Linked DNA regions of Homo sapiens: regions 2 and 3 are each linked to region 1. Evidence: read pairs that join two places in POLR2A ChIA-PET (ENCODE). Cell type or tissue: GM12878. All regions are shown on one strand. Each heading gives the region's core, and the rest is flanking DNA. Links, peaks and the distances in the headings are about the cores only.

The links. Peaks named below come from ENCODE experiments on the same cell type or tissue, not always from the same donor. Only the 100,000 strongest peaks of a DNase experiment are listed, where the experiment ranks them.
Region 2: POLR2A ChIA-PET joins it to region 1 with 5 read pairs; 4 of 35 experiments call an interaction of 5 or more read pairs at or near these places.
Region 3: POLR2A ChIA-PET joins it to region 1 with 5 read pairs; 2 of 35 experiments call an interaction of 5 or more read pairs at or near these places.

What each region holds. Positions count from the first base shown.
Region 1 is chr13:24,561,081-24,568,740 of GRCh38, forward strand. LOC101927375 (ankyrin repeat domain-containing protein 26-like) reads left to right here. Exons shown (of 11, transcript XM_011535334.3): 5 at 1,205-1,233; 6 at 1,328-1,400; 7 at 2,903-3,160; 8 at 5,763-5,820; 9 at 6,204-6,452. The coding sequence ends at 3,063. It also overlaps the pseudogene PSPC1P2. Among named protein-coding and RNA genes, the nearest start is that of PARP4, 52 kb to the left of the region's middle. In GM12878, for the core only: no CTCF peak of the experiment used is centred there; a DNase peak (open chromatin) is centred at 3,982.
Region 2 is chr13:24,698,425-24,706,084 of GRCh38, forward strand. ATP12A (ATPase H+/K+ transporting non-gastric alpha2 subunit) reads left to right here. Exons shown (of 23, transcript NM_001676.7): 12 at 234-426; 13 at 2,323-2,498; 14 at 3,511-3,647. It also overlaps the pseudogene RNY1P7 and the pseudogene RPL26P34. Among named protein-coding and RNA genes, the nearest start is that of ATP12A, 22 kb to the left of the region's middle. In GM12878, for the core only: no CTCF peak of the experiment used is centred there; no DNase peak of the experiment used is centred there.
Region 3 is chr13:24,001,490-24,009,149 of GRCh38, forward strand. It overlaps a transcript of SPATA13 not described here. Among named protein-coding and RNA genes, the nearest start is that of C1QTNF9B, 110 kb to the left of the region's middle. In GM12878, for the core only: no CTCF peak of the experiment used is centred there; a DNase peak (open chromatin) is centred at 4,680.

The sequences.
Region 1 (7,660 bases), core at 1,238-6,237:
GCATCTCCCTCCACACCTCCCTGCAAGCTGAGGGAGCCGGCTCTGGCCTTGGCCAGCCCAGAAGGGGGCTCCCACAGTGCAGCGGCGGGCCGAAGGGCTCCTCAAGTGCCGCCAAAGTGGGAACCCAGGCAGAGGAGGCGCCGAGAGCAAGCGAGGGCTGTGACGACTGCCAGCACGCTGTCACCTCTCAATATGAGTTAATCAACTGAGGTAAAGTTAAATGTAGGAGCTTTGGCTGCTTTTTCTTTAAGGTAGCCGGTTTTTTAAATAGGATGCCTGTTTTGTAAAAGTTTATCATGGATGACATGATATGCCAACCCAAACTAAGTTTGGAAACAAAAAAAATTACAAAGTTTATTCCTCAAATACAAAAGGCATTACTTTACATAAATATTACACCCATTTTGGTATATAAAAGCTCAGTAGTAACTAATAATTGTGTAGCAATGCATTTTTTATTAATATTTCAATGTTGAAAGCTTCTTAGACATTATTTTTAGACATGTTTTATATACCTTCTTGCATGAGTGGATCAAAAAATTTAAGATGGCTAAACTACGGGATATAAGAAATGTAGGCCTATCAGTAAGCTCAAGTAGGTATGAAAAAAATGAAGATTTTTATGAACTATTTTGTGTAAGTGTGGATCCAAAGCAATTCACACTTGTGAAAGTGTGGATCCGAACACTTTCTCTGATGAGAAATGAATTAAACATTCAAATGAACTGTCATGACAACTGTGTGCTTCCTACATTCTAGGACCAATTGAAGGACATAGTAGGTACTTGTAGTAGAATGGTATAAATGATTCTGATGTGTCACATTAAAGACACACTATAGCATTCTACCATCAGCTTTGACATTTATCTGCCCAGGGTCATGATTTGCTCCTCTGGTTAAAGATCATTTTTCTCCTCCTCAGCATGTACACATGGTTGCGTGCATACTTTTCTCTCAGTTACAGATATTCGAATCAGAATCTTGCCTTTGAAATGTTAACTGCATGTTTTATTCAACCTATCTTCTTAGTTTTCTTCAGGATATTTCTGTCATGTTGTTGTCCTGACAAAAAAATGCACCCCTAAATCTAAACTCATTATTTTTAAAACGAAGCACTAAGATTCAGCTTGATACTAACTCTGAGTGTATGGTTAGATTTATCATATTTATATATAATTGATTATATGTCCCTTTTGCCTTCCAGATTCTCTTCAGCAATATCATCACTTGAAGGTAATAACTTTTCTATATTTATCTTTAATTATTAACCACATAGTATATGAAATATATATTACTTATTAATCATTTTGTCTTAAAACCCTTTCAGCCTAAGGTTGAAATGAAAGAGTGTGTTTCGAACCAGGCAGTCGGAATGAAAGATGTACAAGCATGCACATCAGGTAAAAATTTTTGCAATACAAATTTAACTCTGGAAAGAAGCACATTAAAAATAGTTTAAATGCTAGCAGTCTTCGTATTCCTGTCTTTTTTTTTTTCAAATTTGAGGGATAGATTTGATATATATAATGCAGATATTAGCATTGGTATCTATGTTTGAAAAACATTATATTTAGAAGCATAAGATAGATTTTAAAAATGTAAGCTCTAACTTAGATGTATCTTGTATTACGTATTGCTACGCTGAAGTTCTCAGTTGGGAATACCTATACTCATTCGGGTTTCACAGAAGTGAATTATGAGACTACAATTTTTTCCCGTGTTTGAAATGCTTGTTGGAATTCTGATCTTTACCTAGAGGAAAGCTTTCCTTGCTAACATGTCAATTTTGTATAAAGTTTAATTACTTCATCCTAGTGTTAGACTGATTATCTGAAGCAAATTGGATGTTTTGATTAGTGTGTGTGTGTGTGTGTGTGTGTGTGTGTGTGCAGGGAATATCTTGGAGTACAAAAATGAGGAAAGTAATCTTTTTTTCATGGCTATTTGGCAGACACACTCATTTCAAAGAGTGATTCTGAAACTTTATAGGCTTAGGGTTTTTTGTGCAATTAATAATTATTGCATAGAAGTAACCAACACCCTGAATTAGGTGTTTGTCATTGTCATGCACTTTTCATACATTTTACCATATATGTGTATGGCCATAAATCATATGTAGAATTGGTGTTTCTGTCCTAAAATTTCAATCATATAACTGATTGTACATTATAAATATATTATTCAGCAGCTTTCTTTTGCTTACTCAGCGTTATAGTTTTGAGATCAGTCGATATGTTTTGTTCACACCCATTGATTTGTCCAAAGAGATGCATTGCTATTTTCAGAAGTAGTTCTAGTTGAGTTTACATTTCCTATAGTATTTCATGCTATGACAGTACCACATTTAATTCAACTCTGTTTTGTGGTGAGAAAAAGATAAAAACATTAAAAAATGATGGCATATCCCAAAGAGCTTTTGTTTAAGTGGATTGTATCTATTGATATTTACTATATCAGAAACTGAAGCTGAATAATTTAAAATATAAGCATGCACCACCATGCATTCCAATAGCCATTATAACTCTGGCCCATTAAGCACCCATGATCTTATGACACATCACGTGTCTCATGGTTAAACATAAGTCTTGTTATTAAAAGAAAGTTCATATTACTGAAGAATATTATTAATAAACAAAGCTCTCATGGAAAACAAAATATATAATATTGCTGAGTGAATCAAATAAGTAACACTAAAAAATAAAAATGTCAAAGATGATCGTTAATAAAACCTATGTGAGTGAATGGCAAGTACAGGACATGTAGAATACAATAAGCCATGCAGGAGTGGTGTGTTTCTGGGGGAGTGGAGGACATGGGACTGCTTCTGTTTTAGAAGGAATTTCTCCACGTTAGTCAAATTGTATTATGATTTACATTCTAATAATGAAAACTTTACTTTCAGCTTTTTCAGCTTTGGATTTTAATAGTTTGACCTTCAGTAATGAGCTTCATGAAAGATCTGAGAATTTGAAAGTTGGTGATCTATGTCCATTTGTGTCTCCACCAATGACCAACACTGTGTTGGGATCCACAGACTTGGGGAAGATGAACTTAATAGATTAAGAAAAGATGACCACTGCAGCTGCATTTCTATTTTGGAATCACACTCTCCGTGACCTGTGTGAGTCACAGCTACCAGAAAACAAAGACAGCAAAGAAGGTAATAAAGAAGCATAGAGAATTCAGTCCCAGTGTAGCTGTACTTGGCTTCATAATACCATAGTTGTAACTTTTAAAGAATCATTTTGTGGCAAAGTGTGTATTGTGTTTACACCCCCCTTATACAAGCTACAACCAAACAGAGGACCTATCAGCAGGGCATTTATGTTCTTCCTTTAACCAAAGCAACATAAAAATAAGAAAGAGAATGAGATGGACGAGTAATTTTGTTTAGGCTAGCATTTAACATAAACTTGAATGTGAGTCCAAGGATTACATGCAGAACTTTGGGACTGGGGGGGAGATGTTTGATTGCCTGCTCAAACACAATGTGGTTTCTTTGCTTTATTTCCATAGCTCTGAATTTGTATCAGTTGTAACTATATAAAATGTTGCCCCTAAAGCACCTTCCAAACCCCAAAATTAAGTTATTTTTAATAACTTCTGTGACTTTATGTAGTATAGAATTGTCTTTCCCAGTATGAATGGGTATCCTTGAGAATTTGCTAGATGGTGTCTTTTCAGCTGTGTTCACACAGTTTATCACCTTGTTTTCATGAATAACAATTTACTAGGAATACTAGTTTGAAGGAAGGTGGTGTCATTAAAAATAACATGAAAATACATTTTAATTTTACTAGGACACATAATCTGTTGAATAATTGCATCTAATATGTGTTCTACTTTATGTCCCAGTTAAATTCATTGTCTTTAATAAGGTATACGATCAGATCTATATAGTAATAAATCATAAAATATTTTTGCACCCCAATAGTTTCATTTCCTTTTTTACACGGCAAAACCCAGTCTCTTGAAAAAATACAAAATTAGCCGAGCATGGCAGCTGCCTGTGGTCCCAGATACTCAGAGGCTGAGGTGGGAGAATCTCTAGAGTCTGGGAGGCAGAGATTGTAGTTAGCTGAGATCGCACCACTGTGCTCCAGCCTGGGCTACTGAGCAAGACCTTGTCTCAAAAAAAATGACACAAAAGAAAAGATGATTTGAAAGATTGTCCCATACAGTTTAGGACAAAAGGGATAGACATGCATAGAAAGAATGTACATTTCAGGTGGTAAATATACACTAGGAAAATCAATGCAGTGCTAAGGCAGCCCCAAGGAAAGAGATGCCTGTTTTTCTGAGGAAAGATAGCAAGAATCAAGGAATACTTCACACAGCAATGTGAGTGATGAAAAAGAAATGGTTAGAATAGTAGAGGAAAACATTTCTGATATCGAGAACAGGATGTACACTGGTAAAGTATAAACAGTTACAGTAATTCTGGAAATCATTGATTATAGGCATAATGTGTTGTTAAGAATGGCACTACTGGACCGAGCGCGGTGGCTCACGCCTGTAATCCCAGCATTTTGGGATGCTGAGGCAGGCAGATCACCTGAGGTCAGGAGTTCAAGATCAGCCTGGTTAACATGGTGAAACCCCATCTCTACTAAAAATACAAAATTTAGCGGCTTGAGCCACCTCACCCGGCTGAAAATTTTTTTAAGACAGGCTCTCACTGTGTCACCCACACTGGAGTTTGAGTGAATGCAATCTTAATGGCCACAATCAATATTCTTTTTTAGGTCACAGTCAAAATTCTTTATTGATAAAGACCTCTCATGTTTATCTCAAAAGAAGCTTTAAGGATTGTCTAGGAATCACCACATGCTATTTAGGTTCTATGTCTCAAAAAAAGAAAATGCTAAAATAATGTAGAACATTTAAATTCACTATTACTAATTACACAGTTTTCTGTGATTGGAAATGGTCATCAAACCAAAGGGAAAATTGCAATTTTCATACGTTATCTTGAGTAATTTCACTTAGAGATTTCATTGAAGTTAATTCTTCGTCACTATTGTTGGTAAATTAAGAGTTTTTAGGAAGCAGTTTCTGTAATGAAATTTCAGATGTTTTGAATATTTCTGTTTTATAGTTAACTGTGCAATACTTTTATTGAGGTTTTCAAATACAATTACTGTGCAGTTAAAGAAAGCAATGTTATGTCCAGCTTTCAGTAATTGCTTGTATGGGCTATCTGTAGTCCCTGGATGAAATAATGCTTGAGTAGATGAATAAAAATACATGAATGAATTATAATATTTAGACAATGAAGATTGCCTATAACCTTATTTTTAGCATAATTCCCTAAAGCTATTTGTGTTATATGTTTGAATGCATTTCAATATGAACTTGGTAACTGTCATTTCTATTTTAAGACTTCAGTGACCTGGGAGGAGAAAATAATTGGGCCCAGTGGTTATTATTACTAGATTTTCCTTTGCTTGAATCTAGGCTTGTGTCTTTCATCTATTGGAATAAAAGCATTAAAAATAATCTGTGGTATATTTTATATAATCTGATTCATTGGTAATCTAATCTTGCAATATAAACTGGGTGCATTAAGCACTTGTAGTATATTAAGCCTGGGAGACTGAAGTTTCTTTTCAGCGTTCCTATTAAGTATATGGTGATGGAAATTTTTCAAAATTTTTAATGGAAAATGATGTCCCAATTCACTCTTTTCTTTTTGATTTTAGATGGGAAATGTAAAGTCATAAGATCAATAGGTTGACTGTGACAACTATATTTACTTACAGAGAGAACAGGAAATGAGAATGGGTGATGTGGGTCCCCATGAAGCAATAAACATAGGAGGTAGGGATTTGAAGCAAAAGGCTTTTGTAATTTATCATTTTTGGGGGGACTGTTTATGCTGTTTGTGGTATCTATATATCAGTAAGAAACTAAAATACGGGACCAACATTTCTAAAGGTGAAATCTCTTACATCCATTAAACTGGAATGCAATACAATTATATTAAAAAATATGCCTGGGAAGAAAATTCTCATTTTGTTTTTGTTTGAAGGCTAAAAGATGTGTTATACATTCATAAGCTTAATGAAAGAAACATATAAACCAGGTTGTAATACAGCCTGAAAGGAGTGTAGTCATTGCATGGTGTAATACAGCTCTGTTTTTGCAGTTTTAAAATCAAATTTATGCCTTCTAATTGGCTTTTTTTTTTTTTTTTTTGGCAGGACCTCACTCTGTTGTGCATGCTGGAGTACAGTGGCGCAGTCTCTGCTCCCTGAAACCTCGACTTCCAGGGCTCAAGAGATCCTTCCATCTTACCAAGTAGCTGGGACTACAGGCACGCGCCACCATACCTGGCTTATTTTTTGTATTTTTAGTAGAGACAGGATTTCACCATGTTGCCCAGGCTGGTCTTGAGCTCCTGGGCTCAAGCAGTTTGCTGGCGTTAGCTTCCCAAAGTGCTGATATTACAGGTGTGAGCCACCTTGCCTGTCCTAATTGAACATTGGAAATTGATAGTTTCCGAGTTGGAAATTGATAGTTTCTGAGTTGTGTTTTTAGGCTTTTAGAGAGCATTTTATACTTTTCTGTCTTAAACTAGCTTTTTGTGTAACTTTGAAGCTGTTTTCCTTCACTTTAATGAATATTGAACTTTTTTCCTTTAACCTACAGTATTGTGCACAGAAGTGCACTCAGTCTTTGTAGACTATGACTCGTCAAGGGAATTACATGTGTGTTGCCAATGCATGTTTTAGAGTTGACTAAGCTTTTAAGAAAGTATATTAGCAACTTCAGTTTGGATTTGCTCATATAGCCAAGTTGCAAGGGAAATAATGCCAAGTAAGTAACCTGAAGGAAAAACAAGTGTGGCATATCGTAGGCCTTACTAAATTTGAAATTTGAAATGTCATACATTTGAAAGTTGGATACGGAATTAAATTTTATTAAATTAATTGTCCCACAAAAGCTGTCCCACATTAAATTGTCCTACAAAAGGTGTTATGAAGCTAAAAATCTTTATATAACTTAAATGTACATATTGTTTTAAAGATTACACTACCATGGCAAACAATATTCTTAACATGCACACCCATTTACAAAATCAAGTATGTTCTTAGCATGTATAGTCTATCAAATGAAACTTAAAAGAAGTCATGTGTGGAATGAACATTTTCCATGATCAGCTTTTTTTCTTAAACTTCTGTTGCCAGTTTTTCAGTACTACTAATCAGATGATGTAGAGTCATATATTGCTGTTTACTTGATCACTTTTTACCAACAAGTAGTTAGTGAATACTTCTGGTATATGCAGGAAGCAAGAAACATGGCCCTTGCCCATAAAGAACTTAATTGTGAAATTACTACAGTGGATACGTGAAATAATTAATGAACCAAGAGTGTCTACATTCCAAACTATGAAGCATAATTGAGTATAATGATGTCCAAGTGGTCCAATATTTATGTCTTTTTTAGAGTAAATTTTGGGATGGTATTTAATATAATCCATGTAATTTTAAGGATTTTAGGAATAAGGTTATTGTAGATTATAGGCAGTTTAAAAGGCCATTATCATTATTAGAGTGACATTAACATCAAAACTAAACTTTAAAATAGTATAAAACTTAAAACCGTTTCTGATGGTATAGAGATACTCTGCAATTTTATGAGAAGAAATATAAGA
Region 2 (7,660 bases), core at 1,732-6,731, 140 kb after region 1:
AAGCAGCCAGTTTTGCTTGAAAGATGAGCTCCACTTATCCAGAGTGGGTGCCCCACTCTGGGCTGGGGCCAAGTCTAGAGCTCTTCGTCTTACTTGGCCACAGAAAGAAAAAGGGCGGAACATGCTGAGGATGCCATTGTGCCTCTTCCTCCTTTACATTTAATGGACCAGTAGAGAAGAAGGAATGCGTTTCACCTTTCTGTAAGTAACACGCTCAGTTCATTCCTTCCCAGCTCTCCATCCACGAGATGGATGACCCCCACGGCAAGCGCTTCCTCATGGTGATGAAGGGGGCCCCTGAGCGCATCCTAGAGAAATGCAGCACCATCATGATCAACGGCGAGGAGCACCCACTGGACAAGAGCACTGCCAAGACCTTCCACACAGCCTACATGGAGCTGGGCGGGTTGGGCGAGCGTGTGCTGGGTGAGTGCGGCGGCAGGGCCCTGCCCATCACCTGGTGGGCACAGAGATGAGGCAGGCGCCTTGAGGACCTGTGACCTAGCCCAGTGGCCATGGCATCCACGTGAAGCATGTAAAGGAGAACATGATAAGCAGGATGGGAACAAGGAGAGGATGCTGTGTGACAGCACCAAGCAGGGTGGGATGGCCTCCAGAGAGGCAAGCTCAGGGAAGACTTTATGGAAGGAGTTAAATTTCAAACTGGGCCTTAAGTGACTGCATTTGAGGGGAGATAGGGGAAAGTATCCAGGGCCCAGGGAACAGCACAGGCCAATCACAGAGGCAGAACGGCGTGGGGCACATTGGGTGCTGCCAGCAGGTGAGATGGCACTGTCACAGAAACAGGGTTCAAGGGCTGGACTGGAGGTCATGAGATGGAGGTCTTGAACATCTGGGTGAGGAGCCAGGTTTCATCCTGCAGTCAGTAGAGAGCACTGAGGGCTGTGCCACTAGAGTGAGCTGGGCAGTCGCAGGGCTGGGGAAGACTTTATGGAAGGAGTTAAATTTCTTTAACTTCTTTAAATGTCTTTGGCGGCAGCAGGGAGAGGAGAGATGCACATCTCCATAGGAAGCAGCTGCCCTTGCTCAGGCAAAAGGGATGGGAATTTTTTCAGGGTGATGGGAATGGGAAGGAGAGATCAGGGCAAGAGACTTCATAGAGGTAGAGTTTGGTAAGATTTAGAACCTATCAGAGAAGGATAATGTTTAAAAATGATTAAGCTTCCCATTTAACGACTAGGAAGAGAGTGATGCCAGTGATGCAGACAAAGTGTCAGGAAGGAAGGAACCTTAGAAATGCAACAGGAGGAGGACCCAATGGGGGTGCCTGCGGTGTTGTCAAAGGGGACAGTGTGTCCTGTTGTCAGCACCAGGGCTGGCGGAATGGTGCCCCATCAGGACCACAGAATGACAAATTCAAGGAAACAGAAGTGTATGGTTGACGATCCGGCTCATTAAACACCATGGAAGTCCTCACCAATACAGATGCAGTCTGTGGAATGTGTGTTTCTAAAGGCTATTGGAGTTGGCAAATCAGATAAAGCATATAAATGAGATGGTGATGCTTTAGGCATCCAATAACCCACAGTACCGGGTATTCTACACGGGATCGATGCCCACTTGCGTTTGATTTCTCAAAGCCTGCTCCATTGACATTTGCAAAGCAGTGGGCCAGGCTGAAAATAAATTGGATGTGAAAGCTGATCACACAATCTTGGAGGTCCCACCAGACACAAGAGTCCCTTCCACCTCAGCCTATGAGAGGCTGATGCCTTCTGAGAAAAGGATGGCTCGGCCCCATTCCTGCTGGCCTTTCTCTTGGGCTTATCTTGATCTAGCACTGAACTTTGTGCCCCTCCGCTGAACCCCCTTGTTCCTTCACATGCTGTTTTCTCTGCTGAAAATGGCCTTCCCACCTCCACCCTCCCTTTTTTCCCTAGAAATCATCTTTGCCCCTCTCAAGCTTCACCTCACATGTGACCTCCTTGGGGAAGTCTCTCCTAATCCTCCAGGCAGCTGAAATGTGTCTCTGCCCTGAGATGTACCCTATGCTTGATCCCTTTAACTCTGTGCCCCGCTAAACTTCAGAAGTCGAGACTGTGTATTGCCCTAGAACTTGGCAATATAGCAAGATATATTTCTAGAACACAGAGCCTAATGAGCTCACAGTGAATTATATTTGGATGAAATATGTCTTTCCTAAAAAAATGCATTATGGAGTTGAAGAAATTAAACAATTCTGGCTTATTCTAATGTATTGGTAAAACAGCAGAGGACCAAGGTGTATGAGCATGTTCTCCTCTTATTTTTTTTCGTTTCCTATTCTAGTTTCACTGACTCACTAATTCATCTGTATTACAGGTTTCTGTCATCTCTACCTGCCAGCAGACGAGTTTCCAGAAACCTACTCATTTGACATAGACGCTATGAACTTTCCGACCTCCAACCTCTGTTTTGTGGGACTCTTGTCAATGATCGATCCCCCTCGGTCCACCGTGCCAGATGCAGTCACCAAATGCCGGAGTGCAGGGATCAAGGTGGGAGTTATTTTCCTGACTCAAGAAGTTCTTTCTTTATGTCGTGTTCCTTTCTAATAATGGTTTTCATAGCAGATGGTCAGTATTTAGGTGTCTTCAAGTAAATATCATAATTCCTATTTTATTTCTAGTTTCACTGTGCTAAGGTTACTGAAACTGTCCCACAAAAAGAAAATGATTGTGTCTATGTGGAATGAACCACATAAACAGTAAATGCAATGAGAAGAATCTCCTAGTGCCTTGAAGTGACCATATCTCGCCCTAGTCCATGGTAGATACTAAAAGGCTTTATTGGCTGGGCGCAGTGGCTCATGCCTGAAATCCCAGCACTTTGGGAAGCTGAGGCAGGCGGATCATCTGAGGTCAGGAGTTCCAGACCAGCCATGGCCAACATGGTGAAACCCCGTTTCTACTAAAAATACAAAAAAATTAGCCAGATGTGGTGGCACACACCTGTAATCCCAGCTACTCGGGAGGCTGAGGCAGGAGAATCTCTTGAATCCAGGAGGCAGAGGTTGCAGTGAGCCGAGATCACACCATTGCACTCCAGCTTGGGCAACAAGAGTGAAACTCTGTCTCAAAAAAAAAAAAAAAAAAAGAAAGAAAGAAAAGAAAAGAAAAAAAGAAAGAAAAAAGGCTTTATTACTCAGTCTTGAGGCTCAGCCCCCATAATCCATGTTCATCATTACTAGGTTAATATTAAGACTGTTGAAGTAACATGGGGCTACCCCCAAGTAGACACTCACCAGCCCTTTCACAAATAAAGTGGCATCAAAGGGGAAGGGCTTCCTTTCATGTCAGAGGAGGAAGCGTATGAAGCTTAGGAGCAAGGGTAGACCCAATGGGATTAGTGTTTCCTCCAAAGACAGTTGTCTCGTAGATCCAGAGCTGCCACTGTAATCACCAACCACGTTCTCCCAGGGCACTACAGAGTAGGTATTACTGAACCATCCCCACTTTGGCCAACCGAGTTCTTCATTACCCGTGGGCCTTCTCGTTGTCTTTGCTCTAGGTTATTATGGTTACTGGTGATCATCCCATCACAGCCAAAGCTATTGCCAAGAGTGTGGGGATCATTTCAGCCAACAGTGAAACAGTGGAAGACATTGCACATCGCCTCAACATTGCTGTGGAGCAAGTTAACAAACGGTAAGCACAGGAGCAGCATAGTAAAAATTCCAGTTTATACCCATGGGGCCCCACTGGCTCTAAAGAGCTGCACTACTTGGAACAAATCAGCTTTTTGCTCTCAGAGTTATGCTAGGCTTGTTTGAGCTATTATTTGCATATCCATGTATTCACTCTAATTTCACTGAGCAGCTAATATGTGCCAGGCACAGTATTGATACCATGAAATGACCCTTTATGTGTTCCTTGTTTGAAATTTCAAAATCCAGTGTGCCCTGGGCACAAAACCTATGTGCCCAATTTAGAATAAGAAAAACTGAAACAAAGGGTTTATGTGAAATTACTTGCCATAGATGCAGTTGCATAATTTGGAATCGTAAGAACCCTGTGGGTTGTTTCATGCACCCTCCTTGGTAAGCATCTTGGGTATTTATCCACCCGGTTTCATAACGTGTAGCTATGTAAACACACCCTTCTTTTTTATTTGGTAATAGATAGAATGGAAGCTTCCTAAGGAAAGTTTTTTTCCTTGTTTCTCCTAATTCTTTTAATCATGTTTATCCTTATTCTTTTAATCATGTTCATCCAACTGTACATTCACTCATGTATTTGTTCTTTCAACAAGTATTTACTGCGTGCCAACTATATACCAGGCAAGACCTGGAACTACAGTAGCAAACTGAACAATACTATCCACACCGTTGGGGAATCTTTCCATCGAGCCAAGGAGACACAAACAAAGCTAACAATGATGTGGCCAGTGTAATGAGGGAGCCACACAAGGCTAGGGAGCTGGGCATGCAGGAGAGTGGCCTGGACTGTGCCTGGTCTCCATGAGTCAAAGACTCCGAATTCTCAGGTTGAGAAGTAATGTTCATTAGCTGGGTTATGTTTTCACGCATGCGGGAGATGAGGGAAAGACCAATGCACCTCTTCAGTTTCCCCAAGCACTTAGGTCTTTTAGGGACACACAGCTGTCAGGTCATAACAAATTACCACGTTAGACAACCAACCAGGGTTCCCGCCTCTGGGCACAGCAGCAGTACCTGAAGTCTAAGAGTCTTGCAGTGCCCTTTAGTATACATAACATCCCTCTATGAAAACAACTTTGGGGCTTGTTTATTTGTTTGGTTTTGTAAGATAATCGGATTATACTTTTTTTCACTTTAGAATTTTAAACAAATTTTGTTTGTTTGTTTGTTTGTTTATTTAGACAGAGTCTCTCTCTGTCACCCACGCTGTAATGCAGTGGTGTGATCTCAGCTCACTGCAATCTCCACCTCCTGGGTTCAAGCGATTCTCCTGCCTCAGCCTCCTGAATAGCTGGGATTACAGGCGCCCGCCACCATGCCTGGCTAATTTTGTATTTTTAGTAGAGACGGGGCTTTGCCATGTTGGCCAGGCTGGTCTCAAACTCCTGACCTCAAGTGATCCACCCACCTTAGCCTCCCAAAGTGCTGGGCTTACAGGCGTGAGCCACCACACCTGGACTAAAAGAAATTTTTTTAAGAGTAGTCAAGTGCAGTAGTGAGAAGAGGGGAAAGAGTAGAAGTTTGATCTGTAACTGACTGTGAACAATCAGTTGAGCTAATTCACTACTACCTTCAGACCAGCCGAGTCTTCTTTTTTTAGATACAAGGTGTCCTGTCAGATCACCCAGGCTGGAGTGCAATGGTGTGATCATAGCTCACTGCAGCCTCGACCTCCTGGGTTCAAGGGATCCTCCCCTCTCAGCCTCCCAAGTAGCTGGGACTACAGGCTTGTGTCACTGCACCCAGCTTCATTTTAGCAGATTTTTTTTTTTTTGAGATGGAGTCTTTCTCTGTTGCCTAGGCTGGAGTGTGGAGTGCAGTGGTGAAATCTCATTGCAGCCTCCACCTCCTGGGTTCAAGGGATCCTCCCCTCTCAGCCTCCCAAGTAGCTGGGACTTTAATTTAAAATTTTAGCAGATTTTTTTTTTTTTGAGATGGAGTCTTTCTCTGTTGCCTAGGCTGGAGTGTGGAGTGCAGTGGTGAAATCTCATTGCAGCCTCCACCTCCTGGGTTCAAGCAATTCTCCTGCCTCAGCCTCCTGAGTAGCTGGGGTTACAGGCATGTGCCACCACACCCGGCTAGTTTTTGTACTTTTAGTAGAGACGGGGTTTCACGATGTTGGCCAGGCTGGTCTTTAACTCCTGACTGCAAGGGTTCTGCTCGCCTTGGCTTCCCAGAGTGTAGAGATTACAGGCGTAAGCCACTGCGCCTGGCCCATTTTAGCAATTTTTAATGAAAGTTGTATATAAGATACCTTATTCCTGCATCTTCTCAATTGCTTCTTTTTTATATTTGCCCTTCCTTCCCTACTTAGGAAGATTTGTTTGGCCTTCCATTCAAGGATCTTTTGTGGTCTTTGTCTAGTTTTAGCCTGGTGATGGCCATGTGCTGGTGACGTGCACACGACGGTCCTGCCCTTAGCCTCCTCCTGTGCTCCTGTTCAGTATAGGTGGCACATTTCTTCCTATAAACCTGGACTGCTTTGCCAATTTGCTGGCCCGTATAGTGTCTTTGTGCAACCTCAACTTCCTCATCCTTTCAGATGGGCATGGATGGAACTGTGCTTGTAGCAGACTCCAGAATGTGCTTCTGTCTCAGCTCTTTGGAACGAGAGAAAGACATAATCTTCCTACGAATGTGGGAAGGTGCATTGAAATGACTTTTATGATTCTTGCCTCAGTCAAAAGTCACAAAGGGACTGCACTTCCTCTTGGTCACTGCCACTCTGCTCATGGCCACAAAAGGGAAGAGTGGATTACACATTTGTATACAAATCACCACACTGAGTGAAGTGGATGCTTTTGTGAATGTTTTCAGTTATTCACTTCATCAGCTCTAGTTTCATGACCATATAAAAATTGCATCTTAGCAGGTGTAAGGGGAAAGGAAACACCCCTTCTTTCTTCTCTTACTTTCTTTTGTTTTGTTTTGTTTTGTTTTTTTGCCAGCGGTTAAGGAGACCTGTAGTTTGAGTCAAGTGCTAGAATTCCAGTATTTAGCACCAAGAGGTAAAACAGACCTAGAAAGCTCAAAACTTGCAAATTGTAAAGAAAAAGACCTGCAGCAGTTTGTACCTACATTGTTTAAGCTGAGATTTGAAGGCTGAAATGTAGTGTTAGCCACGAGAAGCTGAGGTGAGAGATGCCCATTCCTGGTCAGGGAGCGAGACCCGTGAAGGCCTTAGGGTACAGGGGATGGAGGATGTCAGAACTGAGAGCATCCAGCGGGCAGGAGGGAGAGCCCAAGGTGAGGCGAAGCTTGACAACGCAGGCCCCACCTGGGCTCGCTGGCTAAAGTTAGGGATTCCGGGGTCTGCTCCAAGCACGGTGGAAAGCCCCTGAAGAGTTTTAGCAGGGGACTGGCTCAGGCAGCTCTGCATAATCAATAGGCCCTAGAACCTTACTTTTATAGTCAGCAGGCAATAGCGCTGCTCAAAGACTTCAGTAAACTTCTGCCTACGTAGCACATTGCACAAAGATGACACTCTGTAAATCTGAAATACCCAACGGCAAGTAATTATTACCCCTTGTTTGGCCATAAAAGAATTCTAGGACCCAAAACATATGAACAGGCAGTTTGGGGGTTTTATTTTTATTTTTGTTTTTGAGACAGGGTCTCACTTTGTCACCCAGGCTTGAGTGTAGTGGCATGATCATGGCTCACTGCAGCCTCAACCCCCCAGGCTCAAGCAATCCTCCTGCCTCAGCCTGCTGAGTAGCTGGGACCACAGGCACATGCCACCATACCTGGCTAATTTTTTAAAATTTTTTGTAGAGACAGGGGCTCTCACTATGTTGCCCAGGCTGGTCTTGAACTCTTGGCCTCAAGTGATCCTCCTACTCAGCCTCCCACAGTGCTGGGATTACAGGCATGAGCCACTGCGTTTGGCCATGAATGGGCAGTTTTTTAACTTCCTTTTACTTCTGAAGTAAAGCGTTGCTCTAGGAAGTACCACTCTCACCTGTTCTAGTAGGGATAAGGCTACCTGGTTTTTTATTCCTA
Region 3 (7,660 bases), core at 1,732-6,731, 560 kb before region 1:
GTGGAGAGGGGAGAATGAGCTGGCGGGGAAAGGCAGGAGGGTGGCCGGGCTGGCTGCCGTGTCTGTTAGGGTCAATCCCATGAATGCCCCTGTGTCCTGATGGTGATGCTTCCCAGGAGACCCTAGCAGAGACCCACCAGGGCACCACACTCATCCCAGTGACTTGGGTGGGAAGCAGGAGGGGTGAGGAGTTTTGGATACTGGCAGGGATGTTCAATGATGGCCGTGGATATGGAGGGAAATGAAGAAAGAGAACCTGATGGGTTGAAGAAGTAAAAAGAGTCAGCACTGGGTGGGGGCCGGGAGGTGAGGGAGCAGGGGTGAGGACTGAGCAGGTGATCTGTGGGGAGAGGCTCCGGCACTGACCCCAGAGATTCAAACAGTGATTTCAGAAGATGAGGCTGGAGTGTGGCTGTGGGAAGGATGGTGAGATAAAGGGGACATGGGAGGTGAGGAGGAGACTGCATGGCCACAATGTCACTCATGTAGACATTGAAGTCACCCAGGGGGCGGGTGGGAGCAGAGGTGGATGGTGCACTGTGAGCCACATGTCAACATCTTACATGGCCGAGAGGGAGTGACGAGAGGTCACTGTGCAGTGGCAGAGGTGGGGTCAGGTACATGTTTGAGGCATGGGCTTCAAAAAAGCAGTGTCATAGCTTTTGACCTCTGTCACATGAGGTCATTTACAAGCAGAGGTCTAAGATGATGGTCATGTATGTGTCCATCCACCTATTCAATAGCTCACTGTAACACTATGCCTGTGATTGAAAAACCGTGTTGGTGAACATGTTGAATGACAGGTATCTACCAGTCTCCATGTTGGGCTTGCAGGCAGGAGGTAGATGAAAACGTTCTGTCGTCTTGGAGTGTTCAGAGTCAGAAGCATTGACAAACGAATTCGAGTAGGAGGGAAATGTCACAGTCGCTCTGCATTCCATAGAGAGGGGACAGAGTGACACACTCTGGGGGAAGGAGTAGAGGAGCTGGTGGTGGTTGTGTCTGAAAGCACGGTTGGCTTAGGGAAACACCAGATCGGCCTCAGTGGCCTGAGGCCTGGTCAGGGGGGTGAGTGTGTTGGTCTTTGAGTCTCCCCATCCCTCCTGGTTGGACTGACTAGACTGCAGGAGCTTCACGAATTCACCAGTTCCTGGAGTCTCCTTGGAATAGGACTGCCGCAAGCCTCGTCCGGCTCCTTGAGGAAGGAAGAGCATCCAGTGCACCTGTGACCCCCCGAGCACAAGCACTGGCTGTACCCTCTGATGGAAACAGGTTTCCTACCCGCTGCTGCTCTGCAGTCCTTACTTGGCAGGCACGGACGTAGAACCCATCCAGCTCTGTCTTTCCCCATACACAGTGTTGTAAAATCAAACTCATTGGTCATCCCTGGGTGATTGGGCCCTATTGGAACCTTCGCTTCTGATGTCCTTAGAAGTGGCTCAATGAAATATTTTTCTTTTTCTGAATGTGGGGGGTGAACAGAGAAAATTGCCATCATTTGTTCTTCTTCTGTTAATTCTCCCTATGATCTCAGGCCAGGAGTGTATGGGCAGACAGTTCCCTGTGGCCATTGACTCAGTCTTCCGAACTACAGCATTTGCCCTTTTATTCAAAATCCCATCTGTCTGGTTTTCAATGGTTCTGTCTGTAGCATTTTCCCCACGCTGGTCTATAAATGCAGGGGTGTGTGTGTGTGTGTATGGATGCTTAGATGTACCTATAGATAGAAAGGGGAGTGCCTAGGCCAGATCACTCAGAGAAGGTGTTGGATTAAGCCATTTTGATGTTTCCATTACAGAAATCCTAAACTAAGCACAGCTTCTCTGACACCAGTAACAATTTCATTACTGAGCCATGAGATAACAGCAGGTTTACAAGAGAAGGTGGTAAAAAGATTGAGAATTCAAATAATGAATGGAGTGCACACAGGAAAGGGTACTGTGCATGTCTTCATGAGGAACCTGAATTAAGGCTGCTGTGCCACAAAGCAAGTAATGCGTAATTTTTTCTTTGGAAGCATGTAAAGGCTTTAAGATAACAAGTTTCTCTTAAGAAAACCTAGGATTTTAAAAGAAACAGAACTAAGATTAGAACCTTCATCGTGTATTCAGTTCTTTTCGTATTATATTAGTAGTAATGAATACAGATTTAATTGCATATAATGCATTTCAAGCAATTTTAGATTGAAGCAGAGTATTATGACTGTAGAAAGTCCATTTTTTAACTAATGCAAAATATTTGCAAAAGTATTTGTCTTTACGTTATACATCAGCCATTATCCATTATAGTAATGATTTTAAAATACTTCCTTTTTGTTCTATACTTGATTTGACTCACATATTTAATACAATATTAGAGACGTGGGAAAAAACACAATATACATCAGCAAATACAGAACCCATTAAACAAGAACCAATACAGCAGAAGTCCCTTTTCAGCCACACTCCCCCTCCTCCTGCAGCATTGTTTTGTACACTTGCTTCATATACATACACACAGAAACAGCACTTATTACTATTGTCTTTTAAATATAGAAGTTGACTCTTGTCTCCTTGCATAGTTCCTGGTGGGCACTCCTGGGCTTTGGTCTGTCCTCAAGGTCGTTCAGGGACTTGGGTTCCTTCCTAGGGTAGCATGTCTCTGTCTTTGGTGAAACACGGCTTTAAAAAATCTCCAAAGCATCATGAACCCCGAGTTTGTAAATTTCATAAAGAAAGATGAATTATTAGAAGATGAAATTGAAAAGCAGATACACAATTTTGCTCTGCAGTCATCAGTCAATAAAGAGTCAGGAGTGAAATCCCGGTTCTTGTACCAACACCTATCTGCGCACTTTGAACAGATACCATTTACGGCAGTGTTGACAGTTAGTGTGGCAACTGTGCTTACTTATTGTTAGATTTCTCTCATCCAGGTTGGATGGACCACAGTATATTTGTTTATTTCCCGGCTCTCTAGTTCTCTAGGAAAACCAAGGGGTTTTCTTAGCTCTGTGGCCATCCAGGGGTGAGGGGCTCCTCACAGGGGCGCAGACGGGACTCAGGGAGGGTAGGGCTGCCCCCTTATGAAGGTGCTCCTTCCTTGGGAGTTCTCCTGGGTGTCCTGGAGCTGGCTGTGGGCAACAGACCCTGCCCCAGGAAGACGCAGGTGTGGTCAGCACAGTGCATCAATTAAATCAATTCCGAGACTGCTCCATACACACAGGGCTGAAAATTTACATTCCATACGATTTATCTTCCCAAATTATGTTCAGTCACAGTATCCGTGAAAGCTGTGGGAGAGTCTACAGTGACAGTAGGCTAATAATAGTAAGATGCAAAAGGATACTCAGCAAAATGCCAGCCACCTGAGACCCCCACATTAAACCACAAACCCTTCCCATTATCAAATTTGCAGTGAAAGCTTAAATTGCACATCTTGGCTTTAGCTGTCCTATTATCATCACAATCTATTTACTGTCTGTGAGAATAAATCAAATGAATTCATTGTGCACATCTGAAAATGAATCTACATTCCCTTTTACATGGCTACTTTTTCATGACATATAGGTTATCTTTGCCACATTGCTTTCCATTTTAAAAGAGCTAAGAGTTTCTCAAAGTAAGTACTTTTCTGAGAGTCCTTAATTTGGAAGAACTCTGCTTTCTCTGAGTCGCTAGGGGAGAAGTTAACAGATGCTGAAAGATGACATCAGCATTTAATTGCAAATCAGTTCTGTTTTCTGGTAGCCTGGCTATTGTGCTCACATTTGAAAACTGTTTTGATTCTTAAATTTTTACCGTGTTTGCTAAATCTGGATAGATTATGAAGTCACATTCCTAAAAGATACTTGTATGTTTAGAGGCGAGAATTGGAGATCTTCAATGAATTGGAGGGTTGCCTTGCTTCTTAGACCACAGAAGCAGCTCAGGAATATAGTGCTCACCTGGTGCCTAGCAGGGTAAGCCCAGGACAGGAGCTCATATTTAAGTACGAGAAATGGAGTGTATGCAGGGAGAAAATGGAAACTACAGTTTTAAGGATGCTTTGGGGAATATGGAATCCTTGGTGAAAAAGGGCCATTATACAGCTTTCTTCCCTGGTAAAGGGATGAACTCCTGAATTTTAGGTGTGGGGACAGGGGGTGGGAGAGGGATGGGGGAGATCTGAGTTCATAAAAGTGTCTTTCAAATAATGTGAAGAACAGCTGGTATGTGTCATGTAAAGGGTCAGAGAACACACGAGCTGTAGAGGGGCATTTTCTGAGGAATGCATGTGCTTTTAGATTTGCCACAACCCTGAAAGCTAGATCTGAGGCTCAGCAAGATGCAGCATGGGCATTTTTGTCAATGGAGGAGTGGATTCCTTTTTCTGCACACAGCAGCATAGCTGACATTTTTTTCCCTTCTTAATAAAGACATCCACCCCCTTGACCTTTAGAGCTGATCTTCTAAAAGACCGTACTGTTTCTTGCATAATCATCACCTGTTCTGCTACACAATTGCTCTGTTTGGACCCATGCTTCGGGATAGGAGACATCCCCTGAGAAGGCCAGGGTCAGACTGGCTGGGCTGCAAGCAGCCGGAGGTGCCTGCTGTGTTCCTGCAGTTTCCAGTGTGAGCTGCAGAGGAGAGACAGCCACTTTGTGAGTAACCACCATAATTCTATTATTAGGTGAGAGGTTAATAATTGACATGTTAAAGCATATCCGGGAGGGTATAGAGGGTAAGTCTAAATGTCAGTGTTCATTAGTGGTTTTTTGTATTACAAGTTTTCTTATTCCCAGTATTCATAAGATGTCACTCTTGAGTGTTCATGAGATCAACTAACTCATCAGCAGGTAAACACACAGGGCCTTCGTGGCACCTCAAGCATTTCATAACATGAGGTTCCTTGAGATTGCAAATGTGATAGAATAAAATCTGTACACAGTATAAATGAGCAACGGTGTCAGACAACGACAAGACAAACATGTTTCCAGCATGTCCCCATTTCATCTAATGTGATGTGCGAAAGAACTGAAAAAGGAACACAGCAAACTGGGAGGCTCAGGGCACGAGGTGCGGCAGAGGAGCGAATAGAGGCCAGGCCAGGCCGGCCCAAGTACTAATTCATCACAGTTGCAGGTGTGGTTGACTGGACCCTAACTCTGGGAGGTGCCGGCTGATTTGGTCACCACAGTTGTCTTAGGGGCCTGCACGGCTATGGTCCCATTTTAAGAGCTGGGGAGCTGAGTTGCAATGAGGCCAGCCTACACATGGTGGAGCTGGGAGAGCACCGGGACACGCAGCCCAAGCTCCTGGTGCCCTTGCATTCATGTGCCAGCTTCTGACAAGGGCTGCTGTTCTGGGATTTTACTCTAAGAGCGCAGGGAAGCCACGTCGATGGTGTAGGGGGAGAGGATGCCCCCGCTCGGCAATTAACACGAAGCCCCTCTCTGGAAGGAGGATGCTGTGGCATTGCCTGGGCTTTGTCACAGTTTTGTCATTCTGGGCCAGCCTCCCCCATCCTGTGCACCCCTCCTTCCTTCCGTGTGGAGCCCCCTTTCCTCTAGGATGCAGTCTGAAGGCCAGCTTGTGCACAAGGCCTCCCGTCCAGTGTCCCCTCAGCTGAGTGTGACCTTCCTGCTGGCCCTTAGCTGCCCTCTGGCACTGTAGTCACCTCTGTCAGTGCCTCTCCTGATTGCCAAGCATTGCAAGGGCCTGTGCCGGTTGCCTGGTGGCCCTGAGGCTCTGAGCCCTCTGCAGAGTTTAATACCCTTCTGCTGAGTGACATGTTTAGGGCCAGCCTCTGGTCAGAGGAAAGGCCAGGCTAGGCCACTGCTTGCATCTTTGAGGGGTGAGGCTTGCCTGTGGAGGGGACTGGGCTCAGTGAGTGGGTGTCATGTCTGTGGTCAGTAGCTGGCCCCTGGGGCGACTGACTGCTGGGTTCAAAATCCTGCTGCACCAGGGACAAGCTGGGTGATGTTTAAGTTGCAAGGCTTGGGGCTTTTTCTTTTTTCTTTAGAGGTGCAGTCTCCCTCTGTCAGCCCAGGCTGAAGTGTAGTGGTGCGAACTTGGCCCACTGCGACCTCTGCTTCCCAGGTTCAAGTAGTTCTCATGCCTCAGCCTCCTGAATAGCTGGGATTATAGGTGGCACCACCACACCTGGATAATTTTTTGTATTTTTAGTAGAGACAGCTTTTCTACTAAAAATGGCTATGGTGGCCAGGCTGGTCTTGAACTTCTGGTCTCAAGTGATCCATCCATCTTGGCCTCCCAAAGTGCTGGGATCACAGGTGTGAGCCACCAAGCCCAGCCAGGGTTTTTTCATTTTAAATTTAAGAGTAACAGTACTACTCAGCTCATGCATTCACTGTGAAGATTAAATGAAATATTACATATACTCAATGCATGGTGAGACTTAATAAACAGTATTTATTGTCATCATGATCTGGGTGCACATGCCACCCCAAGAAAGGACAGAAATTAGCTCTACCTCAAGCATAACCCAGAAGTCCTGGGGGGAAATGGAGGCAGGCGCGGCCCAAAGGCTGCTCTGCAGACCAGGCTGCAAAGTGTGTGAATGATTCCTGTCTGCAGCAGCCCCACTCATGGGAGCCGAACCACCCAGGTGTGTGTCCCTGTGAAGGTTAAGGAAGGAGGTTCAAGCTGGTGTGCTGAGGGAGAGCTTGTGACCACAGCCACACACTGTGTGCCCTCGGGTCATTTATTGCACAACACATAAAGAGATTTCAGTCACCTAAAGCTCTTGATGATCAGACCAGGTTATCTGTAAATTTCAGGAGAAAATGCACCTGAATTCACTCCTGAAGGTTGTGGGCTGAGGGGCTCTTCTTTCAGTTTTCCTTCATCTCAGAGAAAGAGAACACCTGCAAAGCCTTGACTCCTTGTCCAGCTGGAATGGCCAGGCCCTGTCCCTGGGGCTGGCTGATCTTGACGCTGATGCTCCATAGCCGGCAGCTCTTAGTGCCTTCGTCATGGGCCACCATGAAAGAGGGCGGTGCCCCCAGCCCCTCCACAGCTCTCCAGGTGGACGGTCTTGTTGGTGGTGACTTCAGATAAGAGGTAGGGAGCAGGAGAGCAGGAGAAGGGGAGGGGAGAGAGAGAGAGAGAGAGATCAAGAAAGAAAAGAGCAATCTAGAGTGTGGACTGAAGCTGTGTTTAATATGAAGAGAAGGGGAACACTGGAGGAGGCAGCAGGCCTGGGCCAGCTGAGGAAGGCAGAGGTGAATCTGCTGTGAGTCACCTGGCAGAGACCTGGAAACCTTTGGCCCCCAGCTCCCTGTCCACCCCCATGTACTCCTACCTCACTGCCCCCATCCCCTGATGGCTCTCAGGCCTATCTTCTGCAGCTCCTGTCCATGAAAATGACTCACTGATGGAATGACCCACAGGCCCCAGACAGCCATTCAGCCAAGGAGGAGGGAAGAGGGGGGAAAGCATAGCTCTGGGACCAAGTGCGGGAGGTGGGGGCTGCTCTTGCCAAACAGAATCAGGAACAAGGAGCAGCACAAGAGGTGCTGAGCAGTGGCCTCAGCCAGCGGGCTCTCTGCTGCCAGGGGCATGCCATCCATCACGTGGGGTAGGTCTCTTTGCTGTGGGTACCCAAGAACTCTGCCAGGCCCTGCTGAGGGTGCCCTGAAAACCTCAGCCAGCCTGCTATCCCCACCTAAACTCTG